Linked DNA regions of Mus musculus: region 2 is linked to region 1. The links are chromatin loops, found by intact Hi-C in ENCODE. Cell type or tissue: heart. All regions are shown on one strand.

Region 1 (8,000 bases):
CACGCACACGCACACGCGCCAACGCCCCAATACTTACATATGCATATATTTATGATGGATGAAACAACTATCCTCCATAGAGTAAGTTCCGTAGAGTAAGCATCAGCACAGAAAGAACTCACTCATTCTGGATGAAAAATAAGCTTCAGATTTTATTGCTAGAGAAAGAAAAAGCTTCTACCCTTTTATTACTAAATGAATTTAAAAAAAAACCTGTCTCATTGTAAGAAAAGCCTGCCTGCTGCTTTCTGCTCTCTCTGCAGCTCCTTCTCTTCTCAGTCTCATCTCTTTTCTCCTGAGCCCCTGTTATATTCTGCTATGTTCTGCTGTTTCTATATCGCTTCTACTCTGTTTCTCTTCTATTTTCCTCCTGCATCTAATTAATTCTGCTTTCTTTTTTGTTTCTCCTCCTCTGCTCATTGCTTCTAACTTATTCTCCTTCTGCCTGACTAATGTCATCATTCCTAGGGTTTTTTTTTAAACCTTTTCAGGAAAACAGATCACATGGTATTCCAAAAGTTCACAAGTTCAAACACAAATTTGAATCATGAATTGAACCATAAATTCATCATAAATGAATATAACAAAGATGTTTATATGAGTTTTCATTAAGAGTAGTTATCTAACTAGACATTCATTAGCTCCATGGGTCCTTTGAGAATCTAAAACTATAATTCTTATGCCTAAGTTAACAGAGTATGTCAAGAGACAAATTAATATTGAAGTTTTGTATTGATAAATCCAGTCAATATTTTATCTTCTGTACTTGCACCTATAACAAATAATTCCTTTTATGACCTTCAGTTAATGGTTTTACGGGCTAAAGGAATGTATTCCTAAATTGTAAATCTGTATCAATGCCTGCTTTCAACTTCAGTGCAATTAACTTGTGACACATGAAGACTGACAGAGTTCTAATTGTAGTTTTCATATCACAGAGGGCCTTAATTGCAGGCCTTATTATAAAGGGTTTAATAATTATTAGTAAAAACTTAGGAATTCATTTAGAATCGTCACTAGCAGTTAAGAAATCATCTATTTGTCTTTATAGCATCATTACAAGATAGTACACCTATGTTGGTTTGCAGAAAGTCTGCCCAATAGGATGAGCTAATGCCCAGGGATTGTTATATTAGTTTAATAATGACAGGAAAGGCATATCAATAGCAAGAGTCAATCCTGAGATGTAGGGGATGGTTCTGATACTCTGATTGGGAATGAATGTTGAAGGTCCTGTTCCCCAATTGGTTCTTGATCAGTCAATAAAGATGCTAGTGGCCAATGGCTAAGTGGTAGAGGTGGGACTTCTGAGAGAGAAGGAGCCACCAGCCATGTGATATCTTGTGTGGAGTGGCCATTGGCCGCTTCCCCGACTGGTCTTGGGTAGCAGGCTGGAGATTAGACCTTTAACCAAGTTGAGGGCAGATTTAGGGTACTGAGCTAGGACTAAAGGTAACTAAGCAACTAAATTGAGGGCAGATTTAAAGTTGTTAATCTGGGAGTAAAGAAAGCATGCTAGCCGAGGGAGGCTTAAAAGTGTCCGGCCACTGAGCTAAAAAGCATATTAAAAATAAGATTGTGTGTGTGTGTGTGTGTGTGTGTGTGTGTGTGTGTGTGTGTTTCATCCATGGATCTGAGGAAACCGGGGAGGGGGCTAGAAGAGTGATCCGCCTGGAGCTTAAAGCGGGGTAGTAAAAACTCCATGATACACTGAGATTTAGTTCCTTGGGTCTTGCCTCCAAGGGCTCATTCATCACAGTTCCACAATGAAGCTATCTCAAGAAAATCACTTGCTAGGCTTAGCCTTTCCTAGATGGTTCCCGATATGTACATACACTCATGTCCAAAAATACACATAAAATAAAATAATTTTTAAAAGGATTTTATCTGTTAGTCATAAGATATGTAGGTGGGTAAGAATTAGCTACTAAGGGGTGTAAAGATAGCTCAAGATAAATTGTAATTAAGCTCTGAACCTGCAACATTCCAACCTCTCCATGATCCTAATTAGTCAGTTTGCCTTGAGTAAGATTGTGTGGGAAGCTTAGGCTGCCCTCTGGGAGCTTTCATTCATAATACTTTGGCTATTCACTTCCTCTCCCAGGAGCACCCACCCTCAGCTTCTATATTGGGAAAGGACTGGTCTTGTATCTTCTCCACAAAAGCCTCCTCACCCTTGTTAGTGTGGCGTTAGAGCTTGGTGATGCTACTGTATGATGACCGAGGGCACCCTGCCACTTTAGGGGTTCTTAGTGTGCTGAGTTGTCAAAATACCTTCCAGACTCTGTCTCATTCCATCCTTATAAAAGCCATACACAACCCACACTTCCTTTGTCTCCATGGTAGCTGAAGAAATACTGTAACATGTGGGAGGTTGTGAGGCTCAACAATGACAGAGGCAGGATTGGAATTTGTGTGTTCCAGGGTCTGAGGACCTGTCCTTAAGCACCATGCTGTTCTCAGTCTTCTACCCATGAAAGTACTTAGGACATCTCACTGTTGTTTATTTGCATCTCTCTCTTTCAGTAGACAAAAGGGGTTTGAGGGCAGAATTAACGATTATACTTGAGGAAGGAAGAAAAGCAAATGGGTTTTCATGATGATCTCCATAAGGACATTAAAAATATCCATATTCTCTGGATTAGTCAGGGTATCTAGAGGAACAGAACTAATAGAATATATATATATATATATATTAATAATATAAAAACATAAAATCCCATATATAGGATTTATTACAATGGCTTAAAGGCTGTGGCCCAGCTAGTACAACAATGTCATCCAACTACCAATGGAGATCCAGGAATCTAATAGTTGTTCAGTTCACAAGGCTGCATATCTCAGCTGGTCTTCAGTACACAACAGAATCCCAAGGAAGTAGGTTCTAATGCCAGTGAAAGAATGGACTTAATAATGAAAGCAAGCAAGCAAGTAAAAAGCAAAAACTCCCTACACCCATTTTCTTTTTATACGTTGTCAGCAGAAGATGTAGTGGATCTTCTCACCTCAAAAGATCTGGAATAAAGGTGCATCTTTCCACTTCAAATGATTTAATTAAGAAAAAAAATCCCTCACAGATATGCCCAGCCACTTGTGGTTTTGTTAATTCCAGATGCAGTCAAGTTGATAACCAAGATTAGTTATCATATTCTCTAATAGGGAGAACAGGCTGGAGTTACTAGAGTTTTAATGGAATATGTTATTCCATGAAAATAGCAGGATGTTTTTGCCAATGGGGAAAAACCCTGATGTTCCAAGAAAGTTTAGGCCAGGGTTGGATCAATTAAAAATTATTTAAAAATGGAAGAACTGATCACATTCATCAGTAAAAAAAAAAAATTGTAGTCTTGAGACAGGTGTAGTGGCACAAGTCTTTAATCTCAACAATCACACTTGCAGAGGCAGAGGCAAAGGCAGAGATCTCAAGGCCAGCCTAGTCTATGCAGAGACTTTCAGGTCAACTAAGGCTATATAGTGAGACTCTGTCACAACAGCAGCAGCAACAACAACAAAACAAAAAAAAAAGAGAATTGTCATTATAATGTATTGATTAAATTCACATAAACTTGCTCTGTAGAGGAATAGTCAAGAAGCTATGTATAGAGTATTATAATGGAACATTATAGACAAATGTCTGATCCTGGATGATGAACCTTAAGTGAGTCCTTTTACAGGCAGATAAAACTGGTGGATTCTTTCCCTATAAAAATAGACACATATGTCCTAGGAAGTGACTAATGTTTCCAAGTATTTCCTATTCTCCAAGTTCAGGAAGCAGCTGTGGCAGAACTGAGGCTCAGGCATCTGTGGAGTCAGATAGCCCCAGGGTTTGTGTGTCAGGCCTCCTAAGGCCTCTTTTCCCAGCAGTGTTCAAGCAGAGTTGGCTGTTGTGACAGGAAACGTAGATTGAAACTCCATTGAAGTTCCATCTCACCCCAGTCAGAATGTAGAAAACAAATGACAACAAATATGGCAGGAATATGGGAGAAAAGGACCCTTATTCACCGATGATGGCAGTGTCAACTGGTACAGCCACCTTGGAAATCAGTGTGAAAGATCCTAAAAAAGCAAAGAGAACTTCAGCATGATCCAGCTGTACCACGTGAGGGTACAAGACTGAAGGAGATAGTGCAGCACAGAGACACATTTACACATGCATTTGTAGCTGCCGCCTTCACAAAAGCCAAGAGATGGAACAGGTCTAAATGTCCATCAACTTGTGAATGGGTAAAAAAAAAAAAAAAATTGGTATGTATACAAAATAGGTTTTCATTCAGCAGAAGAAAAACTGAACTCATGGCGTCTGCCGAAGTCATTATGTTAAGTGAAATAAGCCAGAGTCAGGAAACAGATCAGAAGAGTTGAGGAAGAGATAGAATAGAGATGGTGATGGAATGTGCAGAACAGGAAAACAGGGAAAATGAGAAGAAATGGAACCCACCAGAGAGGAAGGGTAATACTTCTACATGTTCATTGATCATCAATTAACTCCTGAGCAAGGGTTAAAATTAGTCACGTTTACAAACTTGGTCATTGCCCAGCCCTAACAATTTCTAACTCCAGTTATAAATTAACATACTTACCTTTTTAAATACTTCACATGGCTGTCAGGGCAAATTTACAATATTTTGAAGTATTTAAATTATCTAAATTTGGACCATACTCCTGAATAATTATAGTAAATTAATTTCTTCTCACCACGTTACAACTATTTGCAAATTTGAAATGATCAAATTAGAATTATCAAAATAGAAAATGCTAATTTCTTCATCTTGGTGTAGCATTTTTCTTCCCCACCTTGAATTGTTGAATGGGGAACTAATTCTGTGCCCTGCTTAACTTATAAGAATATGAAGACAACCTCAGAAATAGTGCTTTGGCTATCAAAACAGGCTAAGTAAATTGAAGGTGCTGTTTTCGGTCCAGATGAAAGCTAATCTTTGGTAAGTTCCCACTTGGGCCACTTGAAAACCCAGGCTTATCTTCTCCTCCCACAAATGAAATCTTACTCAGAAAAAGAACAGATAATTGAAGTGGGTTCAAAAGACTCACACAGATCTGTGTCTTCTCCTTTGAAGATAGACTATTGACTAGCAATATGAAGCTCAGGAATCTGCTGGATGGGTTAAGGGTCAGAGGGTGTCTTAGGTGTGAAGGCGAACATAGCCGGAGACTTTGAATAATGAAATAGTCCCCACCATCTGCCATGACCCATTCTAGTACTTCCCCTGTGGTCCATATGAAGATAGTGTTAGGTGGAAAGAATAGTGACAGCCGGAAGAACTGTGTCCTCATCTAGAGAGAGGTGGAGACGGTGTATTAGTAATTGTTACTTTTCTTGTTTCTATGACAAAATACCTGGCTGACAAGCAACTTAAGGGAGGAAGGGTTTATTTTTGTCTCACAGTTTCAGGAAGCAGAGTCCACCACGGTGGAGAAAGCGTGGCAATAGAAGCAGGAAGCTGCTTGCTGGTCATATTCTATCTGGAGTCAGTAAGCTGAGCTTGAACAGGAAATGGGGTTGGTTGCAAAGCCTTCGAGCCTCCCTCTCCCAGGGTTGTCCTTCTTCCAGTGAGGTTCTATTGCCCAAAGGTTTAACAAACTTCCAAAACAACACCGTCATCTGGGAACTAAGGGTTCAAATCCATGAGTCTGTGGGTGACAGTTCACACTCAAACTGCGAAAGATGAACATTCTCTAAAGCTCCAAATGCACTCACTTGTTTGATGATGAAAGAGTAGAGTTGTCCTCCTCGGGATCTTGAGTAGAGAGATTTCCTCAAACAGCCCAGCCTCTGAGAAAGGATCCCACCCACCCTCCTCCCTCCTCTCTATACTACAGCAATATGGGCAGGGTTGGCTAATCTCCAAAGTTCTTCTAGAAATTGATTTCCATGGGACCAGCCCAACCTCCATCCCACTCTCCTGGAAGAGATCACCACCTTCCTAGTATTTATGATGTGGGTACACATTTAAGGACCCCAGGCTTATGAGGGCTGGCAGCAGGCCTATAGTCAAGGCTCAGGCCTGCATTGCTTCATTTCTCACAATTTGTCAACTCAAGTAGAGGTGCTGAGGACTCAGCTCTGGTTGATGGAGGCTAGGGGTCTCACTCAGTGGTAGAGCACTTGCTTAGCATGTGTAAAGCTCCTCCGTCCCAGCACTGTAAGAAACACATCTGACTACTGGAGTTTGACGTGGATGTGCAGCCAACATTCTGCTGAACAGAAAGTCAGAACGAGGAAGCTGCTAGCGACATTGCACACCAGGGATAAGGGTGAAGGGTAGGGGTTAGAGTGACCTTACCTTTTGAGTGATCACAGAAGGCAGGCAACAGGGACATGGACCACAGGAGAAAAGGCTTGTCTCTGTCGACCTTCATGGTCATCTGTGGAGACAGACAAGAAACATGGTGACAATGGTCAGTAAAGCACAATGTGTGTGGGGTCTCTGAGAAGTGTCAGACCTGATGAGGGGATGACAGAGAGTAACAACGGGGAAAAGGCAGTGAGTTTCAGGGCCAGGACAGACAGACCTGTAGGAATGGTGACATGAATGCTCCGGTGAGGTCAAAGGGGCCTGGAGCAAGTGTCTCTGGGACCTGGGTGAGCTCACGCTTAAGAGGTGGGTAGCATGTGAGGGTGTTTATCTTGGGACTTGCTAAACTCCGTGTGCAGCTGTCTTCTTTTTTTAAAATTTATTTATCTTATATCCCAATCACTGCCCTCTAACATCTCCCCCTCCCCTACGCCTCTTCCCCTTCTCCTCTGAGAGAGTGGAGATCCCCTCCCCAAATATTACCCCACCCTAGCACACCAAGTCTCTGAAGGGAAAGGTGCATCCTCTCCCACTGGGGTCAGACAAGGCAGCCCAGCTAGAACTTACTCCACAGACAGGCAACAGTTTTAGGGATAGCCCCACTTTAGTTGTTTGGGACTCATATGAATATTGAGCTGCAATCTGCTACATATGTGCAGGGGTCCCTAGGTCCAGCAGTGTATGCTCATTGTTTGGTGGCTCAGTCTCTGAAAGCCTCCAAGGGTCCAGGTTAGTCGACTTTATTGGTCTTCCTATGGAGTTCCTATCTCCTTTGGAACCTGAAATCTCCACCCCCCCCCCCAGCTCTTCCTTAAGAATCCCTAAGTTCCATCCTGTGTTTGGTTGTGGGTCTCTGCATCTGTCTGAGTCAGCTACTGGATGGAGCCTCCTAGAGGACAGCCATGAATTTTGCAAGCAAATGGATGGAACTTGACAGTATCATCCTGAGTGTGGTAACCCAGACCCAAAAGGACATGCATGGAATGTACTCACTTATGAGTGGATATTAGCACAGGATACCCATGCTACAATCCACAGATCCAAAAAAGCTAAACAAGAAGGAAGGCCCAAGGGAGGATGCTTGAATCCCACTTAAAAGGGGAAATAAAACAGTCTGAGGAAGCAGATGAAGGGATGGGACTGGATAAGAGAGGGGATGTGGATGGGGTTTAGGATCAGGGGTGGAGAGAGACGGGACAGATGGCTAGATGGCCATGAGAATTAATGGAATCTGCAAATGATCAGGGTGAGGAGGTGAGGGGCAGTGTCCTCTTTACCAGTCTTGAAAGTCAGTGTCCAGGCTGGGGAAGTAGCACAATCAGGCACACGTCCAAGGACTCAAGTTTGATGCCTAGCACCCATGTGAAACATCCCTGCAACACTGGGAAGGCAAAGAGGCTGATCTCTGAAGTTCACCAGCCAGCCAGTCTAGATTACTTAATGAGGTCCAGGCTAAGGAAAAGTTCTGTCTCAAAAAAGCCCAAGATGAATGGCACCCAAGATTGTCCCTCTGGTCTTCAAGTACATGTGCATACATATTCACCCCTTTGAGCACCCCTATGAAAACACACACACACACACACACACACACACACACACACACACACACCACTGAGATGATGATTCAGTTTTCCCATCCATCCACACCTCCACACCCCACCTCCAAACACAGCCTTCTTCTCC
Region 2 (8,000 bases), 86 kb before region 1:
ACATTTAACTTAGGTCAGAGGGGTGGGAGATAGGGAGGCGATGGGCCTGCCTGGGCATGTCCTGGTCTGTTCTGCTATGTTCTCAGCCACAGGTTTCAAAGCTCACAAACAACTCTTTGGGCTATTTGACACACATTACATGAATCACAGATCTCAAGTTTTATTTCCTTTCACTTACAAATTTTGTCCCAAGATCCTGTCCCACTGGGACAAGCTCTAGTCAGGTTTTCTAGGAGGCTGACTACATGCACCCCACCCCAAGCCTGTTCATCACTCCCCTTCCTTCTTTCCAGACTCTCTTTGCCTATAACATGGCTCATAGAAGCAACCCTCCACCCCCACCCCCCATCCCCTAATCAAAAAAAGACGTCACGAGAGAGAAGCAAGGTGGACTTTGTTTAAAAAGACATGAGATGCTGGGTGTGCTTTCTGCCCTAGAGGAAGTCCATATACAACTTGCTGACCTCACCATCCAGGGCTGTGGGCTGCAGCTCAAGGAAGAGGTGTCTCTAAAAAGGAAAACATGGTGGATAGAAACAGCTTGGGAGGGATAATGTCAGTTTAGCCAAACTGGCTAAACAGGAACTCAGCCTGATGTCACTGTATGACAAGTTAGACTGGTTTGGAGACCAGTTCATGCTCATTGGCATGCAGACTGGGTTAGAATGAACTCACTTGTTGTCATAGGTCCTGGGCCACCCTGGACACAGTGAAATTTCCCAGAAACAGACTATCAGTATAATCTACTTCTGAATCAGATCAGTATCAGATCAAAGTCCTCTGAGTTCTCTGCTAACAGCTGACAGACAGCGCATGCTCCAGCTCCCTACGCCTGGAGACACAGTCATCTTCCTGAGTTTTACCAGAGCTTTGTGAGGAACAAGGTCTTACCTTATTTTATAGGTGAGAAACTTGAGGCTCAGACAAGCCAAATGGCTTCAGAGTCCCCACCACAAGGCTCTAAAATAATGGTACTTCTGGGAGCCTAAGTATAAGTCCCTTGGCCTCCTGTGGTCCCAAGGCAATGTCATTGGAATACAGCCAGCAGAACAAGGTCCACATTATTGATGGCTGATCTCACCGTGTAGCTCTGTGTGAGTCACCATCACCAGTGTAGTTTACCCAGCTGTGCAAAGAAAGAAGCTGACTCCACCTGCCTCCTTCCCAGAAGGAAAACTTAACTAGATATCAATGACATCAGGAGAAACCAGATTACGTGACTTTCCGTAAAGTACACCCTTTTGAGGAAGGCACGTAATGTAGGCTATTAGACCACACTGGGCAGAAAAGGAAGCCCTCTAGTGCTGTGTTGTTTCCCTGGACATCCCATCTGGCTCTGTCTAAAAATTGTGGCTTGCTTTCTTCTCAGCTAGGCTTCAGGGATGGCCAGAGGCTCTGGGAACCCAGGTGCTAGCTCCGTGGAGACCAGTGTCCACTGATCCTGAACCGAAGACCTTAAGCGGTTCTCTGAACCAGCTGCAGCCCAGTATCTCATCTGTGAAGTGGGCTCAGGGGTGTGGTGAGGAAGGGGTGATGTGCAGAATGTACTAGGCACACCGCCCAGCATACGGACTGTCCCATGCATGATCTGTCATGTTTGTAGGATTGCCAGGTAGCCCAGGCTGCCCTTGATCTGACAATCTTCCTGCCAAATCCTTCTTACTGTTAGGACTGTAGGTGTGTACTCATACAACTGACTTATCTATCACAATCATGTGTGTGTGTGTGTGTGTGTGTGTGTGTGTGTGATGCTGGGGATTTTAGAATTTGCCCTTAAATGTATGTATGTATGTATGTATGTATGTATGTATGTATGTATGTATGTTGTATGTTGTATGTTGTATGTATGTGTGTATGTATGTTGTATGTATGTGTGTATGTATGGTCTGGGTCCACCTGCTACCTCATGTATGTGGATATCAGAGAACAATGTGCAAGAGTTGCTTTTCTCCTTCCACCAAGTGAGTTCTGGAGACTGAACTCAGGCTAGCATTCCTGGCCTTCTGTACTCACTGAATCCTATTTGCCTGATGCCTTGTTTGCCTTTAGATTAGACTTTCCAGAAAGAATGCACTTGTCACGAGTTCTCCCTCATCATGGGGGTTACCTGTCACCAGAGACAAGAGGGCTGAGGCAGAGCCATGCCCAGAGAGACCGTGTCCAGTCATCTTTGGTACACCTACTTTTCTCTCCTAACCATCTCTCTCACACAGAGAGCGCTTTTGCTAGCTTCCCTCTAGATCTTACTGGGCCTTGAAGTACTCTGTCCTTGCTGTAATGTCACTGTGTGTGGCAGAAATCTGCGTGCCTTTTGTTTTTTCTGTCTCCTGTCAGTTTACTTCAGAGACACAGTTATCAGAGCTTCAGAGGGCAGAAACATTAGCCCTTCCTTGCAGAGTCAAAGGAGCTGGATTTGGGCTCAAGGTAAAGGTATCTTTGCTTTGTCAACAAAATGCCTGCGCTGAGGGTGGTAGAAGCCAATCAGGAGCCACATGAAACCTTCGCTGTCCTCAATGGCTGGATCCTTCTAGTGGAACTGCCCCCTCTCCCTCCACCCATGGTTCTTGGTCTCCTGCTTCAGCCTCTGACAATTCCAGCAGACACAGGCTCACTTGCTGTATCTGCATTTCAGCTTGTCTTATGGAGAAGCAACCTGTGAGGGCTGACCAGTCACTAATAAAAACCAGCAAGTTCTTTTACCAGATTGACTTCAAACAAGACAAGACAAAGAATGCAAAACCTGGGGCTCAGGCGTAGAGAACATTCGCTCTCCAATCGTGAGGATCCCAGCTCCCACATAACAGGCTGGCTGTCCTTGCTAACAGCAGTAACCCCAGCTCCAGTGCAGGGAGGAGACAAGAGGATAACTCGGCTGGCTGGCTTCCAGATTGGCAGGAAAACTTCAAGTGTCTGGTTCAGGGAGAGACTCTGCCTCGAAGGAATGGGGGGAACTGACTCTTAACTCTCTTTTGACCTCCATGTATACGTATCTGCATACATAGATGGGCGCACATAGGTGAATACACACACACACACACACACACACACACACACACACACACACACACAAGTAAATAAATCTATCTTTTAAAAAGACTTTAAATTGGAACAAAAAGACTGTAAAATCCCTGTAACCTGCCTGGAAAGTTGAAGTGAATGGGCTTGACCTTCACGGTTGAGGACAGTCAGGCCTTTTGATCTTGTTGGAGCTGTTAGGTCTGTTAGACTTCGAGTAAGGTCAAGGAATCTAGGGTAGAGTCTGGTCTTTGTCTCTTAGCAGCTGTGTGGCCTTGGACAAACCACTCGACCCTACAGGTTCCCTTTCCTTCTCCTTGTCCTTGAAAGGCTAGCATGAGATAATGGCATGTAGCCACTACACAGGAAACGTTAGCCAAAACTGTAGCTGGACCAGCTGATGTGAAAAAACTATTATCTGGATATCTGGAACAGTCTCTTCCCCTCCCACCTCCCTGCTGCGTCTTCTGAGGCTGTCCTCAGACACTTCCCCTGGAGCGCTGTCTGTGGGTTGTCATTTTGTCTGCTCGCCTGGCTAATGGCACAGGAAGTGGGTGGGTAATGGGTCTCTCTGTTGTTCCACTGGCCTCCCCGTGAATCTAACTGTTTTGCTTTTCCTCACCGTGGGGGCTTCTCACACCCTCTAATGACTGTTTTTCTTTCAGAACTGGCATATTTTTAGATAAAGCATTTCCTGAAGCTCCTTTCTGGTTCCCTGGCACATCTTTGACTTCTCTTCCGTTTCCCCCTGCCTTTCTCTGGCTGTGAAATCACCCCAGCAGCATGAGTGCAGGAAACAGAAGCACAGGTCTCACACCTTCCTGGGTCTGAGCCAATCAGCCCTCAGGGGCCAGGCCTGATCAGGGTGGTCCATGAAGAAGATCCTTCTGTTTGCTCCCCTTTCTGCCTTCCTCAGTTGTCTAGCTCAGACAGAGAGGTAGTTTCAAAGTCACCTGAAACATGCACACTGTAGCCAAAACCACACTGAAAACTACGCCCTGGTACTCAAACATACCTGGGTTTGAATCATGGCTTCTCCAAGACAAAGCTTAATATTGACCATCCATTTGATAGGATGTAGAATCGCCTGGGAGACACACCTAGCAGACACGTCTTGAAGTGGGGAGACCCACCCTAAACGAGGGTAGCACCATCCCATGAGATGGGATTCTGGACTGAAAAACAGGAGTGCTGAGCACCATCGCTTATCCTTGGGGCTTCCTGACTGTGGATGCCACGTAACCATCTGCTTTCTACTCCTGCCTCCCTTACCTTCTAGTCATGAACTTGAACCCTCAGCTGGGAGCCACAGTAAACCCTTCCTCTCCTAAGCTGCTCTTCTCATATAGTTTGTCAAACGACAAGAAGAGTTACAATTACACCCATCGACTAGTAAGTAACTAAAAGGCTTTAAACCTCCGTTTCTTTCATTGTAAACCTCATAGGACTGTTGTAACAAGGACAGGAAATACATTAATAAGCTAAAAGGTAAATGCATTAAATGGAACAAACAAATAACAGAACCCTGTGTCTGGCACTCAACTGTCCTGATTTTTAGAATTTAAGTCATCGTAAGGATCTATTTATATTTTCAATGTATGGCTGTTGTACATCTCACCTCTAAGTTAGATGTCTTCAGTAAAGGACTAAAGGCTGGGGTGTGTGCTGAGTGGGGCCTTATCTTTAGGGTTCAAACTGCTCAAAAGCACTGTAGTAGCAAGCCAGGAAGCTTGACGTTTGCTGGGGAGTCTTGGCTCAGCCAGGCGTCCATGTTCTCGACCTCTCTGTTTTGGAAAGAGTTTTTGGGGAGAGCTTGCTCCTCCTCCTCCCGTTCCTGCTCCCCCCCAGGACCCCCCTTCTCACTGATCAGAATCTACTGGTCCCACTTTTCCTAGAGGGCAAGGCCACCTCCTCCACGGAGTCTTTCAAAGGTCTTTACTCTGGGCTTTAAGTGGACAAGGACTCTAGGAACAGTTCTGGAAGCCCCCCATTGCCTTCTCTGTCCATCTCCTTGGTGAATGGCAAATGAGGCAGCCCCAACAGCCCAGTCTGTCTCCCTGGGCCAGTAGGGGTGCCATTTTCTGGAAATCAACATGATCTTTAGTTTAAATGGTTTGGAAGGCTGGATACATTGGTACATGCTTGTAATCCCAGCAGGTTGAGGGCAGAGGTGGGAGAAACCTGAGTTGAAGGACAACCTGAATTATTAACTCGTGAGACCCTGTCACTGAAAAACCATGACCTTAGGCTCAAAGATAAATCCTCCTCTGCCCAGAAAGAAGAACGGACAACATTCATTCTTTTTCAATCAGCACTCTGTGAATAATTGGTACTTTGGTGGGCCATGGCAGCGAGCACGGGACTCCATTACTCTAATGTGTTCATTAAGCCTCACCACCCCCCCACCCCTCACCCCCGTCCCTAAGAAAAACAGGAACACTTTTGAGTCACGTTGATGTTTACCCTACCTCCTCATGGCAGTCTAGAGCAAGCATGATAACCTTGGGCAGGAAAATTGAACTGCACTGGGTAAACACATCTGTGTGAACATCTGCGGCTGTGGAAACAAGTGGGCATGAGGTGAAGGCTTGCCTAGAGAGTTCAAGGATCACAGCTGGAGAAGCCAGCTTACTAGAACTGGCTTGAAAAGCACATAAACCTTAAAGAGGTAAAAAGGTGACCAACTTAGCAGGGCTCCCTGGAGTTTGATTGGTGGCCCTGTAGGTCTGGGTCTATCAACTTGGGCCATCTTTAGAACTGAACATTGATGGGCTAGGCTAGGCTTTTGTGTTATTTCAATGATCCAGTGCAGAGGGAACCACAGTCACAGTTAAATGGAACCTGGATGATTTATTGACCAGAAATCCTCTGTGTCTGGCCCCAAGGCTAGAGAAGTTAATTAATGCTGGAGACCATTTTGAGGTCTCCAGACTCAGCTTCTTGGGAAAGGGCATCACATTTAGGTTGGAGGTCAATTACTTTGGTGGTGCTTCTAGCTTCAGAGTGTATCCAAGACTCACAAGGACTTGCTGTAAAACTCACAAAGGACTTGCTGGCTGTATCCCCTGAACTTTCTGATCTCTTAGGTCAGAGTGAGACCCCAAAGTGACAAGTCTAACAAGTTCCAGGTGTTGCTGCTGACCATGTTGGGGCCACACTTTGAAAGTCTCTATGGTGGAGAACACAGGCCTGATGCTGAGAAGAGAGGTGAGAGTGTAGGAGGTGACAAGGAACCTGGGTTCCGCTCTAGGCTCTGTTGTAGCTACTCATGCATGGGCAATGCAGAAAGCAGGAAGCTGGTGGCTTCCTCTATATCAGGGTGATGTTGACTGTGTCACCTTTCCCTCAGGACTGAGTGGGACAATCACTGATGTCTGCACTGGTCTCTCAGCACAGATGTTACATCTCACACATGTTATTACAGCTGATCTGTTCAGCTGATCTGTTCAACACTCCAAGGAAGTGGATCTTACTGGTTTTGTTTCATATTCTTAGAAACCAGAGGTCAGGGGCCCATGAGATGGTTTAGCAGGTAAAGGTGCTTGTGGTTAAGCCTGATAACCTGTATCCAAGCCCTGGAACCCATGTGGTGGAAGGAGAGAATTGACTCCTAAAAGACCCTGACTACATGTACACTGTAGCATGACGGACACACACACACACAGACACACACACACACACACACACACACACACACACATGCATCCACACGAGTACACACATACATGCCACAAGTAATAAATAAAATGCAATAAAAGAAAAAGAAAATGAAGAAAGGAAAAGGAAGGAAAGAAACCTGAGCTCAGAAACGTATGATTTCATTAAAGGAAATTCCTGTGTCCAAGGCTGCTATCCAAGGCACACAAGCCATAATGAGAAAAATGGTATGCAGTCTAGCAGAGCTCAGGGGATTGGCTGCTGTTCCTGTAGGTCTGAAGTTGTCAGTCTGGGCTGCTTTTAGGTCCAGATATTGATTGGTGTGCATAATCACCCAGGCAAGCACCCCATATACTTGTACAGCTCTGAGTCTCATTGGGAAAACCTGTGAACACTGAGACTGGCCAGACATGGGTGGTATTCAACATAAAGGCATGCTTGGGGAACAAAATCCCTGTGCTGCGGGGAACAAAATCCCTGTGCTACGGGGAGCTAACCCCAATTATTCAGGTCTGGGCAGAATGGTAGGTTTCAGAAGAAAACACAACACACCGATGACTCAGTTGCTCTGTCTGAGAATGGGCCACTCTGATACAATGTGGGCGTTAATTAGGAGGAGAAAGGAGCAAACAACCCCTAGGCAGACCAAGGGGCCCTGTACCAGCCTGCCTAGAGCCCAGGGATGCTGCCTCTCTGAGAGCCGGGCACCAGATCACAAGCTCGGCAGCTGACTCACTAGCTTTGAAGCAACAAGGCCCATGCGAGGGGCGGAGGGGAGGCCTCTGTATCAGTTACATTACTTCTTGTTGTGACAGAATACTTGAGAAAAACAACCTCAAGAAGAAAGGGTTAACTCTGATTCATCATTCGAGGGTACTGGATATCATTGTGGGGACGTCACAGTGGCAGAAACTTGAAGCAGCAGCTTACACTGTACACGTCACCAGGAATCAGAGAATGAAGAATGGTGGCACCCAGCTCACCTTTCCCTTTTTATTCAGTCAAGGATTCTAGCCCAGGGAAACAATCTCCCTTGCAGTCATGCCAGAAGATGTACTTCCATTATAGGTCTAAATCAGGCCAAGTTGACAAGATTAACCATCACATTACCATTTGGGAGCCAATATGGTCAAACCAGACATTGTGAATTCAAGAGCAACTCAGGTGGGCTTGCAAACCCATGAGGCCTATGAACAACAGCTTTGCCCCTCAAGCCAGGAAGCTCCTGAGAAACATGTCCCTTTTGGTTCTCTGTAACTGTTTGGTCTGGGGTCAGTGGAACTGTTAGCCATGGAAGTCTACTTTAGCTCTTAGTTCTGATCTCCTCT

Evidence for each region. Hi-C counts contacts between places; a loop is a spot of excess contacts. Peaks named below come from ENCODE experiments on the same cell type or tissue, not always from the same donor. Only the 100,000 strongest peaks of a DNase experiment are listed, where the experiment ranks them.
Region 2: a loop joins it to region 1, with 13 times the contacts of the local background. A loop is called at or near these places in 2 of 42 quality-filtered maps.

Annotation. Positions count from the first base shown.
Region 1 is chr9:70,973,818-70,981,817 of GRCm38, forward strand. Gm32074 (a long non-coding RNA gene) reads right to left here and starts at 6,528. Exons shown (of 3, transcript XR_379595.1): 1 at 6,466-6,528; 2 at 6,306-6,387. In heart, a CTCF peak has its summit at 7,221; a DNase peak (open chromatin) is centred at 3,784.
Region 2 is chr9:70,888,114-70,896,113 of GRCm38, forward strand. The region is part of intron 1 of Lipc (lipase, hepatic); the gene reads right to left. Among named protein-coding and RNA genes, the nearest start is that of Gm32017, 22 kb to the right of the region's middle. In heart, no CTCF peak of the experiment used is centred here; a DNase peak (open chromatin) is centred at 3,528; H3K27ac peaks cover 2,453 bases.